2 separate regions of the Mus musculus genome follow, and region 1 is linked to region 2. The links are chromatin loops, found by intact Hi-C in ENCODE. Cell type or tissue: heart. All regions are shown on one strand.

Region 1 (2,500 bases), 580 kb after region 2:
GGATGAATTATGAGGATATTTCCAGCAGGTGTTTTTTTAATCAAAAATAAAACTCGAGGGAAAGCTTCTCATGGCCTACCGAAAAGTGTGACTTTAAGGTGTGGGGTCACCTCAGCTCGTCAAGAGGTGCCTCGTGATAACTCCGGCTTTGGTCTAGATTTTTAACTAGGACCCTTTCTCTGCCTCCAGGATGGCAGGCACGGAAATGATAGTCAGCTTGGATAACTAACTATTGCTTCACGGCTCCGAAATTATGTCGTATGCAATTCTTGTTTTCCAATATAAAATTCAGGGTTCCCCGATCCACCACCGACTTCACACAAAGCAGCCCCATCCCTCTCCACTGCCCTCCTCACACAAAGCAAAGCTTTACTCCCCCCACTACCCAAAGGGGAGTGACGTCCACCCGGCCTCCCCACAAACATCCCCATCTCACTCCGGTCCAAAGCACTGCCTGCTAGTAGCTACTCTCTATGTCCCCGCACCTGGTTGTTACCTCTTGAAGCAGACCCCTCCCTACAATCCAAACCGCTCAGACCACCATCCGAAAGCCCGTCTTTCACACAAAGCAGGATCCCTTCCTACGAAGCAGCTTGGTACCCTCTGAGTGCTCTGAGCGTGCGGGCCCACGGGGGACTGTGCCAAGCCACAGATCCCATCTGGGTCCAGTTGGGTCCTGCACCCAGAGGTTCCACGACCCAGAGAACTAGCTACAAACCCGTTTCCAAGGCACGCCTCGAAACCCCCCAACTCCAGCGGACCTGCCCGCCCGCAGCAGAAACAGGCAAAAGCCAGCGTCCCCACCACAAGCCGAGCCCACCCTGCTTTCCCCCAGGGACACCCCTCCGCCCCGCAGGCCCACCGGGCCCAGCGCCCCGCGCTCACCAGCTCTCCTCTTCCTCCTCCCAGCCTGACAAGCGCTCCAGCTCGTCGGGCCGCAGCGGCTCTACCTCGTCCAGCAAGCCTCCCTCGCCGGCCGCCAGCAAGGAGGTGGCGTCCCGCAGGTCCTCGCTGCTGGTCCGTCGCGGGCCGGAGCCCGCCCCGCCGCTGGCCTTGGCGCCCAGGCCCAGCGGGAAGCCCCGAGGGGACGCCGCGCCCGACGAAGGGGTGGACACGCCGACCCGAGCTGGGCTGCCGGGCCCGAGGAGGCCTGCACCCTGCACGGCTCCCGAGCGGCTCCTCAGCTGCTCGTTCTGCTTCTCCAGCTTCTTCACCAGCTCCTGCAGCTTCCGCACCTCCTGGTCCGCGTTCACATTGGAGTTAACGTCCTCCATGCCGGCCGCGCCGCCCGCTCCGACTCCCCAAGCCGCAGGGGAAGCGCGGGGTCGGGGGGAAAGAGAGGCGTTACCGCCACCGCTCACGCTAGCCGAGGCGCCGGCATAGAGCAGGGCCAGGCCCCACCGCCAGGGTCTCCCCGGCTCGGGTTGCGAAGCGCCGCTGGCCCCAGCCGAACCGCCTCATCTGCGCCGGCTCCGCGACTGGGGGAGGCGGCGCCAATATCCGGCCTCGGCAGCCATCTTCCCTCCGTCCCTCCGCCCCCTGCCGGCCAGCCCGGTCGGTGACCTCAGAGCGTCGGGGGAGGACGTGGCCGCCCGCGGGCTGAAAGAACTAAGCGCCCGGCTCGCGGTGGGGCGGGGCTGGAGGCGGGGCCTGAAACGGGACAGGGCCCGGAGGGGCGTGGTCATTGTTTGGGGCGGGGCCCCGGCCGGAAGGGGTGTGGTGGGCGCCGGCAAAGGTGGGCAGGGCCCGGCCGGGCTGGGCTAAGCTATCGCTGGAGTTTTGCCCTGGCCGCCTACCCTCCCCAAAGCTCATCGCGGGCGGGTGTGAGACCCAGAACCGGACTCTGGCTCCGGCTCCGACTCGGGCTCGGGCTCGGGTTCAGCCCCGCCCTAGGCGTCTGTGCGGAGACTCGCGGTCGGACGGCCCCGCCTGGTCGCATGGACCGTTCCCTTGGTTTGTTTGGCAATACTGAGTTGGTTCCTGCTTGAAACCGGAGACTGTCGGAGCTGGCAGCAGCCCCAGAGACCATCTGTGGCTCGTCCGTTCCATCCCCTGAAAATGAGAACCCGAATCCCGAATGGTTCAGAGCTCGGAAGTCAAAATGATAACCGTAATTTGTTGAGTGGTTCCTATAAGCCAGACACTGCGCTAAGCACTTTTAAAGGCATTATTTCATCCGTTTAAAACACGTGGGCAGGGGTTGTTTTGTTTCGTTGGCTTAAGGTTTACAGGTCCAGAGACAAGAGGATGATGGAAAACACTTCTGTACTAATCTTTCAACGGTAGTAATTAATGTGCATTGTATTCCTTGGGTTCTCCCTTCGCCCCCAAAAGACTTTTTAATAGTATGTCTTGACTTTTTGGGTTTTTTGAGGCAAGGTTTCTCTGTGTATTCCTGGCTGTCCTGAGACACGCTCTGTAGACCAGGCTGACCTCGAAAAACTCATCCTCTGCCTTTTTTTCAAAAGCTGGGATTAAAGGCATATGCTCCTTGAATTTT
Region 2 (2,500 bases):
ACGCGGAGGCTACTGCCAGCCTCGGGACACCTCCCGGGTACCCGGCCCCGCCCCCTCTCCTCAGTGCACCCCGAGGCTCAATGGTGGTCCCCTCCTAGGCTGGAACCGGGCCTCTCCAGGGAGGAGGCGCCTCCCCCAATGGACAGTCCAACGCTCCCCACCCCGCCCCAAGAGCACCGTACCCGAAGATGACAGCCCTCCCAGTCCCCGCTTCTCCCCACCTACTCTTCCTCCTAACTCACTCCGCACACCCTCCCCGACCCCTGTCCCAGCCCCCAAACTGCACAGCAGTCCTATCCGCCATCCACTCCTCCGGGGACCGCCTGTCCCAACACCTGCCCCCCAAGCCCTCTCCCCACTCCCGACCGCCGTCCCGCACACCGGACTCCACAACTCTCCCATCCCACCGCGGCGTCTCCCACTCCATGGCCCCCGTTACATCACCCCCCATCCCCTCACCGGCCCGGCCGCTGCCCCAGCTCCCCACCCATTGTTCCCGCCCCCGCCCCCAGCCCTCCTTCCCATTGTCCCCGCCCCCTCTCCCCTCGCACTCCCCCGCCTTCCCCGGTAGACCGTACGGCTCGGGCCCCGCAAGCCTCACCCTGTACTCGGACCGCAGGCCCTCTCCCTGCCCGCTCGTACCACCCCCGACCCCAGCTGCCAGCGCCCGCCGCCGTCTCCACCTCCGTGCACCACCGACTCTCGGCCCCCGGCCTTCCAGAATGTCCCCCCTCCCCCAACCGCGGAAAGCCAGCCAGTCCCCACCCCCTCCCCGCCGCCCCTGCCCCCGCCCCAGCCGCCCGCAGCGTCACGGCCCTCGGACTCCAGGAGGGGTTCAACCCGCTCCCGGGCCAGGGACTCCAGCGCGATCGGAACCGGAGAAGTGGAGAAGGGAGCGCAGGAGCGGACGCGGTGTGCGGGCCCGCTGGCTCTGTGCTACTCACTGACAGCTGCAGCATCCGAGTGCATTTTCGGGCAGCTCACACCCGCCTGCCGCCCGGGCTCCCGCGCTCCACTCGCGGTCCCCCTACCGACTCCCCAAACCTTAGCTCGCAACAGAGGACCGCCGGCTTCTTCTCCGGCCCGCCCATCCCGCCCTTCTCATTGGCTAGACCCCAGCCGGGGGACCGCCCCTCTTCGGCTCTCATTTGACCGAAGAAGTGCTGGTTGCGCCGCCTGCAGCTGGCAAGGAGGCCCCGCCCCCTAGACTGCAACGTGATTGGCCCCGGCGTCTCGCCTCCGACCGCCCCTGGTGGAGGCCACTGTTCGGAGCCGCAGGTTGGACCCAACGGCTGTCAGTCATTCAGGGGTCCGAAAGCGCGTGGAGGGGCGAGACTGGGGAATTGGTCCACCTTGACCCTGAAGCCCCGCCCTGTGGCGGGCGGATCCTGGAGCGGGAGACCAACCGAGAGCCCAGCCGAGAACCTGGGTTAAGCATCCGAAACAAAGCAGCCTGAGGGACCTAGAGCCAAGCTCCAGCCCACAGGGACTGGTGTTCCCTGGGAGGCCATCGGCCAGATCCCGCTACTGCCCGCGCCCGGGTCCCGCCGGTTCTCCTCAATCGTTTCCCATTGCGGAAAATTAGAAGAAGAAAAATATCTCCGCTTTCCTCCCCTTTATGCCACAACCTTTCTGTCCTCAACTTTGGAAATGCGCCTCTTTTTCAGAGTCAATTATTCAGAGTCATGCGTTACTTGCGCCAAAGGTTTCGAATGCTTCAGGCATTGAACGTCAGACACCTCTGCGGTCCCCAGACAGCGAGAGAAAAACCTAGTGCCACATTAGGCTCTGGGGTCAGCCTGACACCAAGATAAGCCAGGTCCCCTGACTATAAAAGTCTAAGAAACATAAGTCGAACCTGGCCAAACCGCTGTTTAGCAGAGGGAAGCGTTAATGGGGTTGTGATTGTTAAGTGTCCTAAATACTGCTTTTGTTGTTTCTTGGAGTTTTTCAGTACTTGAAAACCAGTTCTCCACAATCACAGGTAATGCAATAACGCTGAGATGTGCGAGGGTGGGCGCCCCGCCCCCACCGCAAACACACACTCCATGTCCAAACCTCGCTTGCCCCAACCACAGCCTGGACAGCCTGTAGATTCCGCCACACGCACTGGATGATATGACCAAAGATAACAAAGGGGTCCTGCGTTAGGATTCTGAATTCTACAGCCCAGGCTCTTGAGTTGTAGAGTTCTGAAATCCGGACAAATGTTACAAGCGCAAAACAGCTTACAGTCCTTGTTATCTACATCACTGTGTTTGTTACTGTGATATGTTCCATCTCATCGCCCTCTATTTCTCTGTAATTAAATTGAATCCCAATAACGCAATCTTTCATATTTGTCATTCAAATGCATATGATTCACTTCATCAAATTGCAAAATATCAGAATTGCATCTGAAGACAAGAACTCTTCATAGAGCATTCTTTTGGGTCTCCTTAACAGGACAGAGTCTTAGCCAAGTCTCATAAACAAAGGAAGGTACTTGTAGGCTCCTGGG

Evidence for each region. A loop is a pair of places that touch in the nucleus more often than their neighbours do. Peaks named below come from ENCODE experiments on the same cell type or tissue, not always from the same donor. Only the 100,000 strongest peaks of a DNase experiment are listed, where the experiment ranks them.
Region 1: a loop joins it to region 2, with 4 times the contacts of the local background. A loop is called at or near these places in 1 of 42 quality-filtered maps.

What each region holds. Positions count from the first base shown.
Region 1 is chr5:72,913,399-72,915,898 of GRCm38, reverse strand. It overlaps Slain2 (SLAIN motif family, member 2), which reads right to left and starts at 1,537. Exons shown (of 8, transcript NM_001113423.2): 1 at 886-1,537. The coding sequence starts at 1,274. In heart, CTCF peaks have their summits at 1,308 and 1,539 (motif pointing left); DNase peaks (open chromatin) are centred at 468 and 1,668; H3K4me3 peaks cover 2,500 bases; H3K27ac peaks cover 2,500 bases.
Region 2 is chr5:73,489,636-73,492,135 of GRCm38, reverse strand. It overlaps Dcun1d4 (DCN1, defective in cullin neddylation 1, domain containing 4 (S. cerevisiae)), which reads right to left and starts at 1,110. Exons shown (of 11, transcript NM_178896.5): 1 at 945-1,110. The coding sequence starts at 969. In heart, CTCF peaks have their summits at 1,029 and 1,240; DNase peaks (open chromatin) are centred at 235 and 1,265; H3K4me3 peaks cover 2,357 bases; H3K27ac peaks cover 2,228 bases.